Linked DNA regions of Mus musculus: all the other regions are linked to region 2. The links are chromatin loops, found by intact Hi-C in ENCODE. Cell type or tissue: heart. All regions are shown on one strand.

The links. A loop is a pair of places that touch in the nucleus more often than their neighbours do. Peaks named below come from ENCODE experiments on the same cell type or tissue, not always from the same donor. Only the 100,000 strongest peaks of a DNase experiment are listed, where the experiment ranks them.
Region 1: a loop joins it to region 2, with 9 times the contacts of the local background. A loop is called at or near these places in 16 of 42 quality-filtered maps.
Region 3: it touches region 2 in a loop (2.2-fold over the local background); 8 of 42 quality-filtered maps call a loop at or near these places.

The regions. Positions count from the first base shown.
Region 1 is chrX:169,977,420-169,985,419 of GRCm38, reverse strand. Mid1 (midline 1) reads right to left here. Exons shown (of 10, transcript NM_001290505.1): 5 at 3,387-3,535; 6 at 1,337-1,464; 7 at 278-421. G530011O06Rik (RIKEN cDNA G530011O06 gene) reads left to right here and starts at 6,503. Exons shown (of 2, transcript NR_029457.1): 1 at 6,503-7,134. In heart, no CTCF peak of the experiment used is centred here; DNase peaks (open chromatin) are centred at 339, 3,479, 4,429, 6,859 and 7 weaker places.
Region 2 is chrX:169,794,924-169,802,923 of GRCm38, reverse strand. It overlaps a transcript of Mid1 not described here. Among named protein-coding and RNA genes, the nearest start is that of Mid1, 81 kb to the left of the region's middle. In heart, CTCF peaks have their summits at 3,625 and 3,830 (motif pointing left); a DNase peak (open chromatin) is centred at 7,733; H3K4me3 peaks cover 494 bases; H3K27ac peaks cover 509 bases.
Region 3 is chrX:169,879,862-169,887,861 of GRCm38, reverse strand. It overlaps Mid1 (midline 1), which reads right to left. Exons shown (of 10, transcript NM_001290505.1): 1 at 7,953-8,000. Among named protein-coding and RNA genes, the nearest start is that of Mid1, 4.2 kb to the right of the region's middle. In heart, a CTCF peak has its summit at 3,823; DNase peaks (open chromatin) are centred at 5,831 and 6,841; H3K4me3 peaks cover 1,675 bases; H3K27ac peaks cover 1,742 bases; H3K27me3 peaks cover 879 bases.

The sequences.
Region 1 (8,000 bases), 180 kb before region 2:
CTTACATATAATAATAAATAAATCTTTAAAAAAAAAAAAAAAAAACTACATCCATGTGGTTTTCCGGAGGTTGTTAATTTCATGGGTATTTAGTCAGCTGTTCTCATGACTGCGATACAAGTGAGCATTATCCATTCCTTGAACAGGAAAGAGAAGCCGATAAATATTGTCATCATGTTCAGTCCTCATCATCTCCTTTCTGTGTTGAGATCCCTTCACCCAGCTCATCTGAAAACAGTCGTCGAACGCGGAAGGGAATCAGCCGAGAGATACTCACTGACAACATTGGCTTGTCCGGTGAATATGGTGTACTGGAGCTCGTAGGAGACCACGCTGAACTCGTCCTCTGAGGTCCAGTGGACGGTGATGGTGTCGTAGGAAGCGGTGCAGAGCTCTTCTCTAATCGCGGGAGGGTTGGGAGCTGTGGACATCACACGCATGTCAGCGGAGCAGCAGATACCATTAGGACGACAATTTGGAGGTATTCGACTGTCGAAGCAGGTCTTCTTCCTAAACAGGTCTAGCACATTTACTAACAGGAGGTTTTGGTTCCAGAGCGCTTAGCCGTCTACTTAAAGAATGTTTTCTTGGTTTATCTGTTGTTGATTTTTCTGAGCGGTGTGACTAAAGCCAGCCAGCCGGCCGCTAAGACGTCATCTCGATTTATCATGAGAAGATATTTATGAGAGTAAGAGAACAATAGCTTCTTGTGTATGAAGAAAGATAGATCAGAGAAAAAGTAACCATGACAGACTTTCATAATGTCATTCTCATTTGGTAGGGGGTGGGGGGTGGAAATCTTACTAATCAAGGACTATAGGATCGACATTTTAGGTATTGTCGGACAGACTTCTGCTCTCGCACCTACTTAACCCTGCCATTAGAGCGGATGTAGATGATTTGTACTTAAAGAGTACGACCAGACTCTCATAAAATCTTATTTACAAAACAGCCACAGGGCCTGATTTGGCTTGAAACCCACTATGCCAATCTCTCGTCCACATGCCACCAGCTATTTTAAAAAATATCACGGTGATCTGCTAACAAATCAACAAGTCATTTAAATTCTTCCTTTATCTTTATTTTCTTGTCCCTGTTTCTACTTGGTCTGTGTTATTCAGGTTAGAATACAGCGTGGACATTCATCTTTATAGGACTATCAGATAGCATTTCAAAGACTGAAGCACGTGTATGGGTTTTAGAAGATAAGTGACTCAATGGTAAAGTGAATACACACTGTACTAGAGAGAACATAAAATTTTAGAAGATAATTGACTCAATGGTAAAGTGAATAGACACTGTACTAGAAAGAACATAAAAGAGAGTAAGATGATACCTGTTAGGTAATCCAGACATTCTAGCAGTTTCTTCTCCCGGGAAAAATCCAAGGCAAAAGTGTCAAACGTGTCATTGAGGTTGATTTCGGGAATTAGGACCTGGGAGGATGCAGTTGCCATGGAGACTCTGTAATTTAAACAAGACACTGTTTTAAGAAATGTCAAGGTGCCTTTTATCACCACTGTGAAGGAGTGAGAACCAAACCAAAGGAAAAGAAATATCAGGGTTTTAAAAAGTACCCCCTCTGAAAAGGCGTCACGTGCGAACGCAAACAACCTCACAGAGAAAGCAGAGGAATTGGGAGAGGTAACCCGGTGCCACCCCCCCCCCCTTCTTTAAAATATCCGAAAAAGTCCCCACGGAAGCAGAAGAATCTTCATATTTCGTGCTGCTGTGTATTTGACAGCCCGGCCCGGTCACATCGAACCCCGGCCAGAAGCGCACAGCTTCAGGCATCTCTTCACACATCTGTCTGGGAAACTGTCTGTTCCTTTCAGACTCGCCCCTGCCCCACTTCCAAGGGGAGTCTCCAGAATTTCAAACTGCATCAAAGGCAGAGTGAAGATGAAAAAAGAATGTCTCCAGATCTTGGATTAGTTTAATCAATTACTAGCCTCTCTCTAAAATAAACATGAAAAGGGGGGGAGGGGTTGTCTGGCTCTTTCTCGTTGTCCCGCTATTCGCCTTTTTTCCCCCTACCGTCTTCCCAACAGATGCCACGGAAAATATTCCTGAGCTTTCTCAGAAATTCCCCAGTCGGCACACAATCTCGTCCCTACGCTCAGATTTTCTGGTGAGTGCTCCCTTGTATAAAGCGTAAAGCAAGGTATGTGTGTCTGTCTCCTGTGTGCTCTTGAGTTCATTTGGAAAGTGACTGACAGCAGAACAATCTAGCGGGTGCTAAAATGCAAGTAATTCTGTTTACACAAAGAAAACCATGTCTTGAATAATGCTACTACTGAGCATAGAGAATGATCTAGACTTATCTTGATGTGTTTTATGGTTTTGTTGAGTTCCATAAACATTAGGACACTGGTTTTGTTTCGTTTCGTTTCGTTTCGTTCTTGTTCGTCTGGTGGAACTCGAAAGGCCTTAGCTATAATTGCAATCACGTATTTTCTTATAAAGATCACTGATGCCCAGTTGCATAAGATCTCCACACTAGCTGGCGATACTGAGGAAGATTTCAGGTGCCTGCTCTCACATTTCATGCGAAAAGCTGGGTACGATCAAGTTATCCTGAGCAGTATAGACACTCTTGTGTCTTTTAATAGCTCTTAAAACTTTGGATATTCACGAGGACCCTAGATCTTGGCTGGGAGTCTATCCATACAATAGAAATAGTACACAGCAACAAAAAAGGAATGGAGCAGAGGCACATGCCAAAATACGGACGAACCATGCCAAAATCACAATGCAAAAAGCCGGACAAAAGGTGTTGGGTCCTATGAGATATTCGGAATAGGTGGAGCATTTAAATTGTATCCTGTCACCAGTTAGTTTTACTTGATGAGAATCTCACAACAGTGATAAAGAATACCTGTGTAAAATAACCCCAATATGGTTTCTCCAGCTGTATCTCTGGCAGAAATTTAACGTTGTTACCTAGGGAACAACATAGATTGTTTAATCTGAAATGCCCTCATCGAATTGATAGCAGGAAGAAAGTCTCAGGCCATTTAAACTAGATAAATGAAGTATTCAAGTAGCAACGGGATTGTAGACAATGTAACATCACCTCCTGACTCGATCACCAGGAGTAATTGAAGAGCATCATTGTGATGCTTTTCCTTGACTAACTGTGACATTCAAATGAATTAAATTCACAGGACTTATCATAGCTAAGGCTGAAGGCTGTCATGGAAAGGGTTTTATCATGTCGAAGGAAAGCGTTCTTAGCTGGAGCAAACCAGCCAAAGCTTCCATTCTCTCTGGCACTCGACCTCTAACAGAAAACAAGTCAGTCGGAGAGCAAGGCCGACCAGTCAGTCCCACGCAGATATGAGCCACCATCAGCCTGACAGCTTCCCAGCTGTCCCTGCACCCACCTCTCAGTGATATTCTTTGCTGTCTGTAGAAAACGGGCGTGGTCATTTTCCTTCAGCGAGTGCTCCGCTTGCGAGATGAGCGATGCAGACCTCTCAAGGCACTGTTTACAGTTTGCAATCTGCTGAGCTAACTTGCGGAGCCTGATCACCTGGAACGAGAGAAGCACGGCGGGCGAGGTCACACGTTAAGGATCGATCGCTTGGGAGGTGGCTCAGGGCTGAACCCTTCAGAGGCGTGAGGTCTGTTCTGTCTAAGCAGAGAGAGGTTGAAATCCGGAAGGCAAATTTTTGGAACTCGAACTTTCAGTCTTTGGAGAAGCCTTAGTCACCTGTTTGATGAGGAGACACTAATTCGTGTCAGTGTGACACTAACTCACACTAGCATCGCTCATTACTTCTCTGTTGAAGGGGGGAAAGGTGTCCGCTGGCAAGTGACAAACGGTCACCGAATCTCTTCCTTCTGCCATCCTACCTAATGACTTCAGGACCTTAGAGAACCCTGGAACTCTCTCCATCTCAGGTTTTCAATATGCCTTTAAGAAAATAAAACATGTCTGTAGGTGTGAATTCGAGGCTTAAGTTAAAAACAGTGAAAAAAAAATCCTACAAAGTTCTTTGTAATCCACGTAATAAAGTTGTGACATGAAAGCATTAGGTATTCCTATTTTCCATACTGCCTAAAACCTGTGTATGAAATTAACAGAGAGGGAGCATTTTCCCATTGATTGATATTTTTCTTATTGAACTGATGAGAGAAAGCCAAAAAAAGCACAGCTGGGCCATTTCCTCTCACTGTAAACGTCATTTCCAGTCACTCTGTGCTCACTTGATGAGTTGACTATTTTGATAAGCATTTCCCATTTGGGATAAAACACACACTTGTTTCACAATCTCCATTCTAGTTCCCGATTCTGTCTTGCTTGAAAAAAAACCAAAAAAAAAAAACAAACCTTGACCGTATTGACTGTAATCGTCCACGACCTCTCTCTCCGGCAGGTCAAGAGAAGTCCAGGGGAAGCCGCTTGACCGCGGCTCTGGTGTCTGAAATGTGCCATAAGCTGAAGCCCTCCAGCCAGGAGCCAAGTTAGAATTAAAATTCCAAGTAATTGGAATCACCTCGTGCCTACCGGCCCCACCTACATGCAAGGGGACAGGTTTTGGCTGGTTTTCTGATAATTCCGGAATGGAAAATAGCCTTGGGTGAGAGGGTAGGGAGGATGCCTGGTTAATCTGTCTTACAGACAAGGCAGGCTCAAGCTCCCTCCAGAATTCCTGCTAACTTCAAGAGATTTTTGCTTTCTCCAAGTCATGACTATTATCCCAGGACAACTTTAATCTTGGAGAAAAAAAAAGGAAGGAAGGAAGGAAGGAAGGAAGGAAGGAAGGAAGGAAGGAAGGAGATGTCAGATCTGTAGAACCCTAGGGAATGTCCAATTCCAAATGTGTACTAAGCAAACGAAGGAAATGACAGCCGAATCGAGAGGTGCTGAGCCCAAGATTTCAGACAAGGCTGAAAAGAGTCCATGAAAATGACGAGTCAGAATGAAATGTCCAGACTTGGCAGCTAAGAATATGTGATCTTGGCAGCATGGTTAAAAACACATCGTTCATTCTAAAGGTAGGTCTTGTCCCTATCAGGAGAAGTGTGTACCCGAGTCGAACAAAATAACACCATTTCACACCAGATAGAACAGAGCCTCTGGCAACATTATCTAGAGAGTCGAGGCAGCCCTCTAGCCTAACTCAGGGTGTTAGAACACATCTATTAGGAACTGTCAGAGGAAGGGAGAATTCCAGAAGGATAAGTTAATAGTCTCAACCATAAACCAGATGAGTGGAATATTTAATTACATAACATCAAGAAGATTTAAATGGTACGGCCAAGTTGAAGGCAGATGATAAAATTCTCACCAAACGAGATGAGGTCAGACTACTCTTCTGGCTTCATTTCATGTCACTCTCTTAGCCTTTGAATAGGCACAGCAGAGACCACACGTCTCAAAGATGACGGCTCTTCAATGTCATATTTTTCAGGTTTTTCCTCTGAGGCTATTTGGAGATTAACGGTGATGTTTAAGGACAAGAAGAATAACCGAAACAGGAGATATTGATGTAAAAGAAATTGAGAGCATACTGTGAAACTGCCACGATCTTCTCGAGTGGACTTCCATGTAGAGCGTACTTTTCATTACAGGTCAGTTGACAGTTGCCTCGGAGATTCACAAACACTGTGTGCGATAGAATCAGCTGGGGATCTTTCCCAGGAAAACTCTAGATGTCTGGGCACATCCTCTGGCATTCTAGTTAAGGAGCTGCCATTGGCAGAGCCACAGTAATTTGCATTTGAACGAGCAACGCACGTTTTTAAGTCTCCGGGTGATGAATGACTAGTATGGTCGGGACCAGCATTTCAAATATCAATCTCGCTTTAATCTTTAAGTCCATGGACATCTGTCATGCTTGAATGTCACTCAGACCCTTTTGTCCCTTCTTACCTCGATGGAACTCCCCAGGCAGAGGCCAAAACTCAGTCCCCACGGAAGCAGAAGAATATTCATATCTCGTGAAGCACATCAATGATAATAAAAGATAATAAAAGATAATAAGAGAAAAACGAACGTGCACGTAGATGCTTTGAAAAGGAATCAACGCTCACGGAAACCAAAAACAAGTGTCCTTTGAAAAAAGGAAAATCGAACGGTCACGACCGCCGCATTCTCCTCTGTCACCACCGGGTGGCGACAGAGAGCACGCCGGGAAAAAACTTCCTCCAAGGGGTCGGATTGCCCAATTTCTTCTGTAGCTGTTTTCTGTCACATAATTGTCTACGAGTTTACCTCCAAAACTTATTGATTGCATTCCCGTCTGTGTATTTCTTCTTTGAGTCCTTTTTTGTCTGTGATTTCTTTATCTCTAAACTGTTTCTTTTCAGGTCTGTGTCCTCTTCTGCAAAACGAATCTTACCGGAAATTAGATAATGCTGCTGATTTTGCTGGCTGTGCTTTTAGAAACTCAAGATTTCTTGGCTTGCTTCGGAAATGAGCTCAGCACCTCAGTTTTAAAGAAAAGAATCTGAAAATAGCTTCTTGTTCTCCTTGGTGTGCTCCAATGGTTTTACTTCTGCTTTCCCCTAACCCGGCTCCTGGGCTCAGCGCTCTGCAATCCAATCTCACTGTGGACTCCTGTCTCATCTCTGTGCCTCTGAGGCACCTGTCTGGTGTGATAATAGAATGAGTGGAGTACGGGTCCTCTTAACGACTGACTTGTTCCAGAACCTCAGAACTGAAGTTTGCCAAAAGCTATGATGCCAGGCAGACATCGGCAATACTCTTTTCCCGTCCCTCGTAATGAATAAGAAGCCTTCTGCAGTCTGTGGCGCTGAGGCACAGGCCTGGTTTCTGCCTTCCATCCGATCCAAAGCAATTCCAGATTCTTCCAGGATGTTTTTTAGGCACAGGCATCGGAACTGCAGGCATGCCCGTATCTCTTCAACCATGCCTGTGCTTCCAGCCACAGTTGTGGCATTGCACTTTCATGCCATTCCTGCTTCACCGAAATGCTGCTCTCATTTCACTCTTCACCGTTGGAGTCCATGTCTATTAATGGTGTATGTCTGCAGCGGAGTGAGTGCTACAAAAGATGGACTCTACCTATAATCATGGCCCAAACTGGAATACCTTTTATTACTATCCTCTAGCTCCTGAAAGGAAACCCCAGGCCGTGAAATTCAAGCTGCAGCTGAGTAAGGGTAAGTAAGTACGGTTGCTGCAGAGGTATGAAAAAGTGCCACTGCAATCTGAAGATGGACTCTTAGCGAAGTCCACATCGGCACCTTGGGAATCTTTCAGTATGCTACCTTCCATACCAAAGGAACTTTGTAGATGTCTAGGTTAAGAATCTTAAGGGGTTGGGGTGGTCCAGGATCGTCTGGGTAATCTCTACATAATTCCTAAGGTCTTTATGACAGAGAGACAGGACGGTTCATGTCAGTGAAGTAGATAGCAGGATGAAGACAGAAGGCAGAGTGCTAATGACTTAGTTGTGAGCCAAGGACCATGGATGACCTCCAGAAACTTGACAAGACAAGCATAGCTTACTAACATTGCCTTTAACCTATGTAGCCTTTAGTACAGTGAGACTGCTCTCAGACATCAGAACAGTAAGATAATCAATAAGAAGGTTCTAAGCTACAAAGTTTTGGTAATGTGTAATAGTACGATAGAAACCATCATAAGAAGAATACGTAACCAATTAAACAGGAGAACAGAGGCTTTTTAAAAAAATTTTTTGAGCTACATTGCATAGATTAACAAATATACCAAATGTAAATTTCTTACACTTCCAGATTACTAGACCGTTAAATTCGAGAATTTATCACCACAAAAATAAGTGTTTGAGGTGATGAATATGTTACTTAGCTTGATTTAATTATTATACATTCTATTCATGAACCACAGAATCATGTCGTATCCACCAACATGTACACGTATAACTTGTCAATTTAACATTAAAACGATAAATTTTCTAAAGAAATTTATGTGGGCATGTAGAGTATTGATCCTGGCATGCAACCACTTGACAATAGCAGATTATCTTCTTGGAACATAATAGCAA
Region 2 (8,000 bases):
TCTTTGCTCTAAAAATATTGTCACTATAACTGTGTGAGACAGAAACCAGCCATGTCCAGTCTTCAGACAGATTGCTGAAGTCATTAAGTAATGCTTCCTATTTTTGAATGTTCAGTGATGGTAGGTACCTCCTCCACACCCCACTTCATCTTTCCCAGCCCCAGATTCATAGCAGTGGGAAGACAAGAGTGTATCATTGGCTGTGCAGTAGAGCTTGTTAGGGCCCTTCCTTCCTTACAAAACTGATGTTGTATTAATGGGATCTTTTCATGGTGCTCTAAGAAGCCATGTAAGCTGTGGTCTTTTTTGTTAAGGAATGCAATGTCCATTTAATGAAACCCCTTTCTGTATTGGTTTAAGTAAAAATGCTTCCAAGTAGCTTTTTAGTTAGGGGAAGATCTTCAGAAAACTCACACTTGCCCCAGAACATTTAGATGCATTTTAATGACCATGACCCTTTTTCATTTGTTTTAAGACAAGGTCTGGCTAGAAGTCATCATATAGACCAACCTTGCCTTGAACTTCTGCCACAGCATCTCTTGGTGTTTTCTTTTGTTTGTTTCAAGCCCTCGGAATATTTGGGCCTTTATAGGGACTATTAAAGTTTAACATAGCACTGCAATATTTATAAGCTAATAAAACATGTTGAGGCATACAAGATCCAAAACATAATTAAAACAGTCAAAGTAGATGGAACCTCTATACAGAAGTTATATTATGGATTCATGAATACCCAAATATCTCAGCTTTTGGAAAGAAAGAAAAGCAACAAATGAATAGATAAGGAACATCTATATATAGATGAGTCAAAGGAGTAAAATGTGATATGCACAGTCTGAAGATTTGCACAAATTAAATGTTGAAAGGGAATCTCAAAGGAGTTACAGTGGCATGTTCATATGATTGTACCCTGCTTTAATGAATTTGAAAATAATATAACATAAGTATTTTCAAATAGGGATGGCTTTTCTCCTTGCAAGTGATGTTTGACAATGTCTAGAACAATTTTCGCTACCATAGCCTGAGTATGCATGTTGTGAAGTTGGCATCACATCTGGCACATACAGGCTAGGGATGCTGCTGTACAATATGCAGGACAACTTTATACACTAAAGAATAATTAGATATAAGTGTCAATAATGTCAATGTGGAGACACTCTGAGCTGATGAACTTCTAATTCAATATTTTTTAATTCAAAATTTGAGTAATTATTTTAAACATTATTATCAGGCATGACCACATGAGATCTTAACAAGATTGAAGTCTCCCTTAGCTTAATGATAGATAGATGTCTTCATTTTCAGAGCAAGGAATTTCTATAAGAGGTGCAATACCTTGGGAGTATTTCAATTTTCAACAAGGTCTCAAAGGAAGCAGAGGCTGCTGTATTGTCAGAATGTACCTCAGTGGTTCTCTGATTATCTTTTCCCTATCAAATTCATTGCCACCTTCATCGTCACCTGAGAACTCACTGAAAGTGGAAGTGGTGGGGTCCAGTTCTAGACCTGAGAAATCAGAAAGGATCTGATTATGTCCCCAGGTGGTGCTGACATCATAGATAAGTTCAAAACCATTGCTTTAGCTAAAGAGTTATGGGAAGGAATGCAAAGGGACAGATAGCAAGGGTTTCTTAAAGAAGTCCTAAGTTTGAATCACTCAAGAATATGAAGATAAGGTCACTGAGGTATCTTATTGACCAAAGGCACTTTCTGTCAAACCTGAGGACCTGAGCTCAATTCCTGAGAGCTACATGATAGAAGAGAACTGACTTTCACAAGTTGTACTCCCACTTCCCCATGCAGTATTGTAACCCTCTCCCATCAACAAAATAAATAGATGTAGTATAAAGGAATTAAAGAACAGCAAGCTTCCCTAAGCTTGACAGATTAAATGTTTGTGCTAGGAATTTTTGCTTTTTATCTTGATTCTGGTATTGGCAATGATGTCATAAATCTATAAAGTTCAAGACCAGTAGTTAAAACCATGCAAAGATTTCTAGATCTAAATGTTTCCATTTGTCAGATTTCAGACCCGGGGTGATTGAATGCCTGCTTTTAAAATATTTTCAGCACAGCCAGTCTTTTGGTTATAAAGAGAACAGTAGCTCAGTTTAGTTACCTGCGAACTCACCTCAGTGTCAAGCTTTGAAAATGCATCCTTGTGCAAGGTCATCCTTTGTGCACCTTGGAAACATGATGGAAAGAGTGTAGAAAAGCACACATTTGTGCAAATCTGGCTAGGCATTTAGAGCACTTGGAATTTTACACCCTGGTAAATGTCCCTTTAACAAGCTCCAAAGCAAGATGCTTCTCCATTACTTTTTGAAACATCTATTCTTAAAGAAAATTTAAAACACAGTGGAAGAGTAAGAGGAAGCCTTCTTTTGTGCTCCTTAATAGGATCCTAAATAACCCTGGAAGCAACGTATCTTCCTGGAGGCACAGTTGAAAGCTGAGCACAGATTGAAGCTAGACAAGAGAGGGCATTAACGCCTCTGTTTCAGACAGAGCCCCGTGTTACATTTGTCTGCTGAGCCTGGAGATCAAGACATCTCCTAGCACCTTAGCATCCACGTCAATAAGTTTATGAGAAGTAACATAGATTCAGCCTCTATTTGCACATGATGTATTTTTGTTAATCAAGTCTGGAACATCCTACCACACATTTTTTTTCAATTGAATTAGTAGTGTTGCTAATTTAATTGTATCTCATGCTTACAGACAGAACGAATAAAAGTAGGCTGCATGTAAAATACCAATAGCTTCCTTTGATAATACTCCAAACATAATGAAAAAAGAATGAAAAATGAAGCAATGTCTAGTCAGGCTTGAAAAATATTTTATATTCAAGGAGTCTGCCAAAATGTTAACATAAGGGAACAATATCATCAGACAAAAGGAGAAAAATAACTACTAAAGCAATTAGTGACAATATGTAGAATGCCTAGCTTGTTTTAAAAATTATACCACTAACATATGATAATTTCAAAAAGTGTTTACTGTTCTAATTTTATTTAAATCAAGACATGATACTCTGCTTTGTATACTGTAATCTTGCCACTTAAAAAATAATTTAATTAGCATGGATTATAAACCAATGTTTTCTCAAAAATCAAGTTGGGTAATAAAGGGTTCCTTGTGCTAAATAGGATATTTCCTATACAAGTTTTTTGCATGAGACTAATTTTTTTTTAAATAATTAGCACAGCTCTCTCTAGTGTGAATTAAAGATTAATTAATACAATGTCATATGCACAGCTGAGGAATAACATACAAATATAAATTAGTGAACTGATTTCCTCCACCAAACTGGTTTTGAAAGCAGCAAAAATTACACTTAATGTTTGAAAGATGTCCCATCATCCCAAACACTAGGTTCATGAGCTCCCAGCCTTCAATGGGAAAATTAACATTTACCTTATTTTACTAGTTTATGTGTACATAAATTTCATCAGAAAAAAACTTTCTGGGATGAATGGGAAACATTTCATAGAAAGGGACAAGAACAAAGAGAAGCAAGGCAGCCAGACAGCCAGCACCAAGCCTATCTTGGAATTCAATTTTGTAGACAGAATCTAATCCCCCAGCACCTCTAACGACACAAAGACCTCCCTCTTAGAACCACAGAAGCTGCTCCTCTGCAGAAATGTATTTTTTCCTATTCTTTTTTACTTTTTGAGGATTATGTGTTCGGGTCGAGGACGTAAACAAAGTGAGTGGGGGGGGGGGGGGGCGGGCGGGGGAGAGTTTTGTTGAATTCGTGGCGACATCGAGAATCAATGAAGGTATAATGGTGCCCTCTGCTGGGAAGTATAAGTAATGCCGTCTGGTAAATTTTCATCTGGAACTGGAGTAATTACTCTGGTTGGGGTGGGATGGGGTATTCCCAAGGATGTTTCTGGAACAAAACGTCCCTACAAGTACTCTACAAAAAAGTAGTTGCAAAAACCCCAAACCACATGAAATTAGCTTGATTTTGAGTTGACACTGGAATCTGAAACCAGCTGTATTTCATCCTAGAACATTAGTGCTATAAACCCTTCATCAAACCTGGAGACAATTATTTTCTCACTATCTGGACAAGACCACATTTCCAGTGCCTGAATTTTTCCAGGGAAAAATTTGCCTTTTGTACAGTACCATTCTCTCCAACTTGCATAAATAAGCCTTGCTGAAGAATGCCCCCAAGTGACACTCCTTTCTCATTAAAAAAAGAAATCACATAAGAAATTTGTCACAGAAAGCACACATCACACTGACATTCCTATTCTCCCTTGAAATGCTTGGTAGTAAGTTTTTAAAACGTGATTTGAGCCTATTCAGGATAATTGTGCTATTTCGTTGAAGGCACCATTTCGTCTTCCAATTGCCTCAGTGCTGGGTATACAACAGAATTCTTAACTACTTGTAAGGTAAAGTGGCTAAGTTCCAGTAAAATGAGGGCTGTGGACACACAATGCATGCTGATCAAACTTCAGTTAAAAAGCTGACTGTTGGTTGGGCAATCTTCAATGGTGTCCACTAACTTATAAGGGAACCACTTATTTAAATAAAAGAACTAAATAAAAAAGAACCAAAAGTTCTGAAGGCATTTAAAAAAGACAAAGAATTAAACCATATCTTCTGTGTTTTGTAACTTAGTTAAAATACCAAACCATGATTACAGAGGCCAAGACTAGGCCTCTGGTTGATTAGCTGAATGTCTAAGCAGTGTATTCATTTTTTATTCATGTGAGAGGTAAACTTCTAGATGTTACCCCTGCGGAAATTGCACAGGGCACCATGAAGGGCCTTGAACTCCATTTTATACTTTGTTATCACTATTTGGAATTACCATTTTTATAAAAAAAGACACTATATTTCAATTTTTTCTAGGTTCTATAAGTTATATAATGTCTTCTACATATACTGATTGTACATGTTGCTTATGAGTGCCGAATAAAATGGTGTTCATACAGTAATGTATGTAGTTTGGTACCTATACCTGAGAACTTGGAAAATGTATGTCCAAGCAACAATATAGTAAAGAGACCTACATGTGCTGTAGTTCAGAAAATAATGGCACGATCTTTTCCTTCTGGAAAATTCCTTACATGGATCATATATGGAGTGTCACTTGAGCTGAGATTTTCAGAAATATTCTTTTATGCTTATTGCTCTATAGAACAATGGAAAGGCAAGTAAAATACATAGCTGGGTTTCTCGTTTTGCCATCTGGTTCACCTTGTGCTTTCACTGTTCTCATCAGTCCTGTTAGGTGACGTTGACTATGCCATCACGATTTCAGTGCTTCCTTAATTCACAAACATGGCTCTTCATACACAACAGCTTAAGTATTGAATTGTACACTGTATTTCTACTATGTTACGGATCCTAAAGAAAAAAAATGCTAGCACTTTAAAAATCAGAAGCAATCATGAATTCATGTGCCTGCTGCGAGCTGCATCTAAGCTGTCATGTGAAATCATGACAAGGCTTCATTGGATCACCTCATTTTCTAAGGAGGTCATTCCATTATGTTACAGCCTCACCGTGCTTAAACAATGGCTGTGAACTCCAAATCCATAGTGTTACATAAACAAGTCAGGGAACATTTCCCGGAAATGTGAGTCATTCACTTCTGAATACAGAAATAAAAAATAACCACATTTTTTTCTCTCTCACTTAAGGATAACTTCACTGAGACACTGGAGGTGGCAAAGTTCCATCAATAAATCCAGCTGTGTCTGTATTTGAGCCCCAAAAATCTCAAACATGGGAACCAGGCTGCAGCTAATCAAAAGCTCCAATTCTTTGTATCCACAAGTCAAGAACACATTTATCCATTTTCAGAATGTCTTACCAAGAAAACATTCATTCCTCTGGGGATTTGGGTTTTATGGAAACAAAACAAGACAAAATAATGTTATACTCACAAAGGGAAATTTTGCAAGTATCTAATATTTAAAAAATAATTTAGGTGCTGGAGAGTTGGCACAGGTATTACCAGATCTTTTGGCTATTGCAAAGGGCTGGAGTTTGATTGCCAGTATTCACACAGAAGCTTAGCACCTCAGGCACAGGAGAAGCACGTGGTGTACACGCAGATGTGCATGCGGTAATGGAGATGTACATGCAGACAAAATACTCATACATATAAATTAATAAAATTAATTTAAAATATATAGTCTATGTAAAATGGTTCATATATAAATCATAGTGAATTTTTAGAAAAATTATTCATTTAGGTGTGTGTAGTGTGTTTCTACATGAGGATATATGCATGTGTATAAAGACGTGCAAGCATGCGACTTTGCACACCACTTTGTATACAGAGAACAGAGAGCATCAGCTTCCCCAGAGGTGCAGTTACAGGATGTTACTGGACGCTTCACTTGTGGAGTGAATACTGAGACCTAAACTCTGATTCTCATGATTTCTAAACAAGTGCTGGTAACTTCTGAGCCATGGTCTCAGCATAAAAATAATGCAGTTTTAAAAAATATGTGCTTTATTAAATATGAGCTGTGCCATCCTTACTGTCTATGTGCGTAGAAAACCAACTGTTGCAAAAAAAGAAATAGTATAGCCAATAGCAGAGTGCCCAAATATGTCTCTAATTCCGTACTGTCTCATGTTTTCTTTTAATATGTCCTATGTTTCATTCTTAATGAAGCAAGTAAAGGGTTTAAAATCCAGTCTGGATTTTTCTTTGTGTATACATTTGTGTGTATGCATGAATTGTGTGTGTGTGTGTGTGTGTGTGTGTGTGTGTGTGTGAACATGCACTTCAAGTATGTGTGCATGTGTGAGTTGGAAGCTGAGGCTGGATGTCTTCCTTAAAAATGGTCTACCTTATTTTTGAGACAGGGTCTCTCACTGAATCTGAAGCTTTCTGATTCAGCTAGACTGTCTGTCTAGCAAACACCAAGGTTACTACTGTCTGTCTTTCTGCTTAGCACTAGGACAGGACTACAGAAACACATTGCCATACCCAACTTCTACATGGGTTCTTGGGATCCAACTAAGATGATCAACAAGCATTTTACCCTATTGAGCTATCTCTCCAATCCTCTGGTATATATTGATACACTTCTTATTATGGCTAAAGCTGTATAAGCAAGACAAATAACAAATTATAAGTTCTGAGAATTTTATTTCAGCCTAGTACTAAGACAGATTTATCACTAGATCAGAACCAGTAAGTTGATACCATCCAAATAATGACTGAGAAGCATTGACATTCTCTACAAAGAATATTTTAGCATTAAAAAAAAAAGACATCTCTGAAGAAGCCAACAATATAATAGCGTACAAGGGCAACGCCAGCAAATGTTAATCCAAATTGTGCACTCATAGCAGAATTAAAGCAGAAAAGGTGCTGTTTCCAATTGTGTGGCTTTATGATTCTGGATAAGAGTAAAGGTGAGTGATTTTAAGTAGGGAGTATGAAATTAATCAGCTGTTTCTTTCACTGAGAAAAAGAGGAACGGTGTAATAGCTACATCTCACTAAAAATTACAGCCAAGTCTTATTGAATTGAACCACTGTCTGGCAGAATTTTTAAGAGATAAATAAAATTGTGAGCAGCAATTGGCTTCACAAAAAGATGGCATAACAGAATCAGGTCCAAGAACAGCAGGACTGACCTTTGCCCTCCTTCTCCCTGTTCTGAACTGCAACGGACTCACATGTTTTTAAGTTGAGCTTTCTGGTCCTTGTAACCACCATGCTTCGACACTTTGGCAATGTGCTGACCCACATTTTTGGTGGCCAAACTGTGGTTAGTGTGGGCAGGAGAGCCAGGAACTGCTGACTAATCCATTTCTGAAACTTGTGGTTACACAGGAACCAGTGGGCAATGGTTGGATTCATCTGCTTTGCCCAGAGCGCACGATGAAGTGGGACTGGAAAGTGATGCAATTAGCCAGAGTTACCCAGCTACTCTTTGATCCCAGTGGAATGCTCTGAAGAACTAAAGTAAAGAACCAAGTCTGCAGGAGAATGTCTGTTTATGTAAC
Region 3 (8,000 bases), 85 kb before region 2:
GAATGTGGAAATATTCCTTTTGTTGCTAAATAAATATGACTTGATATTTACCTGGCAAAATAAACTAACTATACATTTGGCTATGATCTAAAACTTCAAGTTAGCCTCAGTGAGAACAAGCTTTACAGATCCTATCTTGCAATTTAGGCTTTGATCAGTTAGGGGCAATTCCCACACCAGAATTATTTCTACCATCAAGATAAGCTGCTTGGTATGTTCTGTGTTGGGTCTTTGGCAGAATATAACTGAATGGTTAAGCAACCACAAAATACTTTAAGTTTTTTTGATACTCATCAATTACTCTTTACCATACCACTGACCACTCAAACATTCTTTCTTCTTCAGGGCCACTCTGATCTTTATATTTCCCATCTTTCTACTAAGGTTTACCTCTCATGTTTCCATAAAACACTTAATAACTCTCTCTGTGTTTCAACACCTGTATTTGGATCTGAGAATTCAAGGATACCTTAGATGTGATTCTTGCTCTAAAGTAACTCAATTTCAAGATAGCCAGAGCTATAATTAACTGGAAATAGACTATCCCAAATATGAATGTATATAAGGGCCACAGCCATTTCCTCCTGTTTATTTTAATCCAAATAGCATACAAAGAAAGTCCTCATAAACAACCCGAACACACACATAGCATCATTGTTTCTTTGTTACTCCTCTGTGGTTCTCTGGCTGTCATGCATAAAGGCTCTTCTGAATCCACAAGTTCAGAGAGGATGCTGAGAAAGGTCTAGTGAATAGATCTGAAATATAAGGCAAGCATGCTAGCAAATCCTGTCTGTCAAGACATGACCTGGCCCCTAAATATTGTCTCCTGACAGGGAAGTCATGTGTTTTGTAGCTCTGGGCTCCACTGTTTGAAATTCTTCACTGTTTGAATTTCCCCAATTAAAGATTCATTCTAAGGATTAAAAGGCTATGACAGTTTTATCTTATCTATATGAATTCTCTCCCAACCTGCCCTGAAGACCACTGTCCTAAAGAAATAGAGATGTGGTATGTGTACAGGGAAGGGGAGGCAAGAAAAGGATAACAGATAGGCAAATATGGATTCACTGCATGTTAAATTAGGTCAGGTGGGGAGATACCTTGGAGGGACCAGAATATCAGAAGTGAGAGAGAAAGGAAAAAAAAACTAGTGTAAACTTTTTCTATTTCAAATATTGCTAAAACTGTTCTGGTATCAACAAGTATGGTAATTGTTTTGTATTTCCATCCTTTATAGAATAGTAGCATGTTCGTAAAACTCGGAACTTGATCTCAAATTAATCAGATTGAATAGCTTTCAAAATAATGAGTAGTGTGTGTGTGTGTGTGTGTGTGTTCATGAGCATGGAGTATGCACATGATATTCCTCAGGAATACTATCCAGCTGCCTTTTAAAATAATGTTTTTATTTATCCTTTGATATATATATATGCATATATGTATATATATGTATACACACACATATATATATAATAAAATTTTAAGCATACCCATATTCTTATTTCCCCTTCAACTTCCTCAAGACCCCACCCAAAAAGGTCCCTTCCCAACTTCATGTCCTTTGTAAAATAAAATTAATCTTGATGTGTTCTTTTAGTGCTACCCATGTGCACCTGGATCAGGGGCTACGCACTAGAAAATAAGCTCTCCCAGTGGCCATACTCTAAAGAAAATTAACTCCCTGCTACAGTAGCCATCAATATACAAATAGAGCACCTTCATATACATGTTACAATATTTACTGTCATCTTCTTCCTTTGAGACTGTCTTTTATTGGCTTGCAGTTCACTAATTCTGCTAGGCTGATATGCCAGTGTTCCATACTGACTCCTAGTTTCCTCCTTCTTATTGCAGGGAACACAATGCACTACTATTCCTAGCATTTTGATGTGGTTCTTGGGTATCAAGCTCCTTTGCTCAGGTTTGCAAAGCAAACATTTTTCTGGCTGAGCCATGCCCACAAACCCTTCAAAGATAGTGTTTCAAAATGTCCGTGGCACAGATCGTGGTGGTACATGCCTTTAATCCCAGTACACGGGAGGCAGAGGCAGGTGGATTTCTGAGTTCGAGGCCAGACTGGTCCACAGAGTGAGTTCCAGGACAGCCAGGGCTACACAGAGAAACCCTGTTTCGGAAAAACTAAAAAAAATAATAAAAAAATGTCCATGGCCTAAAAAAATGTCCATGGCATCATTTCTCACTTGAAAAATTTCTAGTTTCAAACAAGAAACTTGAAGAACACACTTATATAGGAGTCAAAGGTTTGGTGAGTCTAGATAATATTTGTATAATTGTATATCTCAAAGGGTTAGAAAAAAGGATTTTAAAATGTTTTTGCCATAAAGAGTTGGTAATTTGAAGAGACAGATACCTTTAACTTAATTATACAGGATATGGATGCACTGAAATATCACATGGATCTCATTAGTATGTACAATTTTTATATTTCATGCATCAGTTAAAGATCAAAAAACATGATACATATGAAATGTCAGTGAAACCCATTATGTTGTGTGCTTACTAAAAAAAAATCAACTACAAATAAAAGTACAGTACAAAGCATACACTCTCATATGCTAAAAATAAACTTAAAGTAAATAAAAATATATTGGAATACTCAATAAAATGGAACATGAAGCATTTATAGAGTTGGGACTCTGTATTAGGTATTTTCTCTGATAAATTGATTTTAGCAAAGAAATCATGAGTGTCTACAAGTGAACATGGAAATAAAATGTCACAAATACAGATTATTTCTCAGCTCCATTAAGTTCAGTAAATTTTAGGCAATCATTAGTTTTTAAAGGGATTTTCATCATTACAAATAAATATAGGGAAGAACAAGCAAACAGCCATTCTTCTCATGTAATAATCTATATTATACTACTGGTATCAAACCTATATACTAGATTGGAAGTACTTTGAAGTCAAGGATTCTATCAAACTATGTTGAGAACCCAAAAGACATCTGAAATACAAAAATCACTCACTGTGTAGTTTCTTCTAAATGAACTAAGTAGATTAATTCTGGAAGTGCTCAGTAAATTTTGAATGATAAGAGATGGGAAGCCTTGGTATTTTATTTATCATACATAGCTGACTGAATATGGAATGTTTAACAGTCACTTACATGCTACAATCAGGACCACTTACTGCTTTTGCCTTTTTAACTCAGAACCTGTTTTTTTTTTTTTTTAATATAGTTTTGTTTTGTTTTTGCACAAAGGAGATAAACTTTTACGGTTTTAGTTTTTGATTATTTTCTTTTTAGTAAAGTTCCCTCTTTTTTGTGTGTCTGGGTACCACAACTTTTTACTTCCTTAACACCACTTACTGGAGGACTTTAAAGATCTTAATGTTATGTCAAAGAATATCTTCATCTAAGGGAAAAAGAAATCTTTAACTCTGATGAGCATCTAACAGCGTGTCCTCTAGTTAAACGAAATGTCTACATCATGCCAGTTAACAAGAGTCAGTAAAGAACCTAAAACAAAACCGGTCAGATGAGTTTGGTTTCAGATGAAAGGGGCTGATAATAAACCAAAACTCTTCCTCAGAAACTTCCCCACATCCACACAGATTAGGCTCCAGTTTGACCTGACTCTATCACTCTTGCTTTAATCAAAGTGTATTTGATATCCTCTTCCTTGAGCGAACTAGTTTTCATAGTAGATTCGGTCACAAGGTTAAAGAATTGGTAACTAATCACTCTTATAAGCAGAGTAATCTCTCTGGTCCTGCTTGGGTATGCCTGCAGTGGTGTCCAAGGCCTAGGTGTTCGTCAAGGAAACTTCAAATCTGACCCCTGCAGGTAGATAAGTGAAATACACACTTCCAGCCAGATCCTGGCATTTCTTTTAGAGTCTGGAATTCTAAAACTGACAACACTCAGACTAAGCACAGCAGAGATACTGACAACATTTACATATTTTAGCCGTCTCTTTCATCTTACAATTTTCTCTGGGAGCGTAGCAAACAGTTGATTAAGAAGAATTTAACTTACTTTTAACAAATATTCTGACGTGGTTAGTCATATTTTTTTTCTTATCTATTGAACTCTAACTGACTTGGAACAACTGGGATACTCAAATCATGTGGACAAAAAATATCCTGATTTGGCCCATCTTTTCTTAATCAAACAAATTACTCTCTGACCAAATACTTCCCCACCCCCCTCAACAATGTAAGCCTAGGTTTCCATAACTACCTTGGATGTCTATTTACCACACAAGGGATCAAAGCCAGGAGGCATCCACAGGCACAGCTCGCCTTCAAACTTTGCAGGAATGTCTGCGGATAGCATACAACTACCAATTAACAGATTTGTTTGAAGCCTATGCGGTCCACAGCCAGACAAACTCAGAACATGAGTCACGCTGAACACTAAGGAAAAACCAACTCAAAAATTACTTTGAAACAACCAACAAATATCTTTTCGTTGACAAGTCCTACAATGGTAACATTTCCTGAAAGATAGGCAGTAGAAAAACAAATAAAATCTTAACATACGCTGAAGACATCAAACTCTCTAAAAGCGTATACAAAAACTTAAAACATCTGTTAAAGGGGACCCATTTCTCAGATACACATTTAAAATTCCAGTTATAGCATCTTCCTATTAAGTGTCATAAAACTGCCTGATCTTAATGTTGGGACAAAGGAAATCAGAAAGGTCTTGTCCTTTAAACTTCTCAAGGCTTTCATTTCTAAAGAAATGAAGCTACACAGCATACTCGAGACATTGTATGCTAGTAACAGAACAAGAGGAAAGGAACATTGATGGAGAGGTTTTGGTTTTATTTTACAGGTAGTCTTTCTGGGTGGGTGAATTCCAGACTAGGAGACCAGCCTCTAACTTGCTGTTCTCATTATTTTTAATCTTTTCTTTTTTTTCTTTTTTCTTTTGTCTTTGCCTTCACTTCACCATTTGTTCGATGAGGATCAAGCTGCCCTTCATTCTCTCCATGGAGGTGTGGTTGAGAATAAATAGATGATATTTGTAAAGGACTTTCTAATCCTCTGAGGAAAGATTACTGCCAGGACTTTCATTAGTAAGCCAGATGTCCTTGGGCATTTTAACTCCAATCTAAAGAATGCAAAATGGGCTGACCAAACTCAATCACAGCTTCCTTGCATCAGCAGCATCGTAGCCTCACAAAAAACAAAATAGCAGCTGGGAGACCAAGAGACTAAAAGAAAAGTCATCTCAGCTGCTTAGTATATTTCTCTAAAGTTATTGGGATTCTAAAATCCCAAAATATGCCTGGTAGGGAATTTCATCTGGAGATTCTATTTTTTTCCAACTTGAGAATGAAATATTTGTTCTTAGTCTGTGGTGGGACAATTAATGTGACTTGCTATTTAGGGAGGATATTTGCAGTTGTGGGAATGTCATAAGCAAACCTGTTGTTTTTGGCTGGACTTCTATAACAGGTGGCCATGCCTTTCCTTTTGCCTGGGAACGCAGCAAATTCCTTCTCAAAGAAGAATCTGAAAAGTTTTCCATTTTTTTTTTTTGATCAAAGTGCCAAGAGAGGTTGGCACACTTTAAAATGACTTCCTGATGAACTTGTCAGGTTTATGTTTGTTTGCTTGCTTGTTTCATTTACCTTATAAGAATTTTGACCTGCACTGTTTGTGTGCTGACAATCTGGTAAGAGCCCAAACTTTCTGAGTCTTACACACAAACATGTAGCCTTCTAATTGTGTTGGCGAGTTTTGGGCTATGGAGAATTTCTAACTAGTTAGTGGTAGGGATCTGTCCTGGCTTGCCACCCCACTGTTCGGCATTTGCACAGCCCTAGGGACGGATCACTTACCAGCAAGAGGATTGTGTTTCATTGCTGAGCTGATGACACATGGGTTGGTTTGATAGCTAACCCTGCAAATACAGCCAGGGGCTGCTGGGCCTAAGATGACAAATTGGTTGGTGGATGTTATTCCTCTGCCTGAATGAAGTGGTAAGGTCTCTTCCCCTCCCCCAACAAGAGAAACAAGAACAAATCTGGGACTCGCCCATGCAGTAATGCTACCATCTCATGCCTGGTTTCTTGTATGAACAATGATCGCTACTCTTGCATCTCCTCCCCCAGTCCCTCCCTCTTTTCAACTACCCAATAGGCGAAAGAACAATGTTATATATGTATCCAGAGATGTGGGATGAAAAGATGGTCATTCATTAAATAACTAAGGAGTTACTACATGCCTACTTGTACAGTTAAAACTTCAACACTGGGCTGTTTGCCAACTTCATACAAATGCCACAGTTCCACATGGGAAAAATCATCCCAAGCTCTGGACAAGCCTGCCTGAGGCATCAGACAGAGGGAGTGTCACCCCATTCCAGAGGAACTGTGTGGGCACAAAGATTCTAAAAATTGAGTTCACACATCACCGAGGACAAGACAGGTGGCTTCACACAGCATCAAATAACTTCTTTGTTCCGGCTTAGGACCTTTGTGAAAAATAGTATTGTGTACCTATTCTCTTTCTTGCTCCTATCCAGCAAGCCTCCTTGCCCCTTTTGTCTATCTCATGTGCTTGCTAGAAATTCAAAGAATGAGGCTGCTCTATAAGATCGCAAAACTTCGAGAAAGCCAGCCTCTGCACCACTCTCCAGCTAGGCAGATGCAATTTGCTGAAAGCACACACACAGTCTTTCATGTGCTTTTTTCTGTACTCCTGCAATTTCCCAAGCTCGTCCAGAAGAGCAAGTTAGCGAATAAGAAATGTGAGGGCCTTTGCTCCTGACCTTTCATGCAGGGCCTCTGCTTTACCTCTGCGGCAGTGAAACGGAAAGTCGTAAACCCCTTGGCCCAACCACTCATGGGAAGGTTTACTTTCGCCTAAAGTGAACACTTTGGGGTGGGGCACACCCAACTCAACTGGAAGAAAAAAGAGAAGAGGTTTTCCGGTGACAAAACAGATGCTCAGTTTCCCACCCGGAGTTACTCCGCTCTGGCAAGAGTAACTAGCATTCCTCCCCGGGAGTCTCTGTCCTTCCCAGTCACTGAAAGGCTTTTACTTTTGTCTTTCCCTTGTGAGTATCGATCTCGGCAATAAAACATTGACGTAAGATTTTTTTTTCCAACTGTGATAGAGTTGTAAATTACACCCTCTTCTAGGCTTTGTAATCCAGTCTTTCCTTTTCTCTTTTTCCTCAACGGCAAAGCTATAAACCTCATAAACTTCTACCTAAGTTGATAAGGAATTGTATCCCTATGCCCTAGAGCGACGGAAGAAGCTGCTGGCTTGGAATTCTTCACAGAGACACACTCAAGACCGGTCTCCCTTCAGTACTTCCGGGACTGTGTTCTTACGTCCAGCAGCAACACAAAATACAACTCCTAAAGTGCTAGAACGGTTTTTAAAAAAGTCTGTAACACCCCCCTCCCCCCTCCCCGCGCCTGCCTCCGCTGGAAGTGCAGCTTGTTCCATCCAGACTGCTTTCGCCTTCTCAGCCTCGGACACACAGTAAAGTGCTCAAAACGTGAAAGCAAAATAAGATAAGAGTCCCAGCGTGCTTCTTTGTCAGACTGTGCAGTTGTCTTTATTCTAACCTGAAGCATAATAGGGTAGAGGCTAAAAGCTTGAGATGAATCCAGCACAATACATTCCAGAGGCCCGCAAACTGGAATTGATTTGCATATTCCACAAACCGCTCTGAACCTTTTACAAAGACTGCCTGACATCAGCAACCACTCTTAGAAGCAAAAGCTGGCGCGGGTAGGTAGTAAGGACGAGGCAGTGGGGTGCCGGCAGGTGATGTGCTTTCTAAGGTAGCCTTAGGAAGAGAAGGCAGTCCCCTCCTTCCACCTAATGGATCTGCTGGAACGCTGCGTTTGATCACTCCGCCCGCTCTGGGAGTAACAGGTCGCAGGGGCCCCAAGCTAAAGCCCTCCTTCTGTGGCTGGCGCCAGCACAGCTACAATCACAACCCCCAAGCTTACCTGCCTCATGTTTAGAATTCCATGACCCATCCGGCAGGGAGCAAGCTG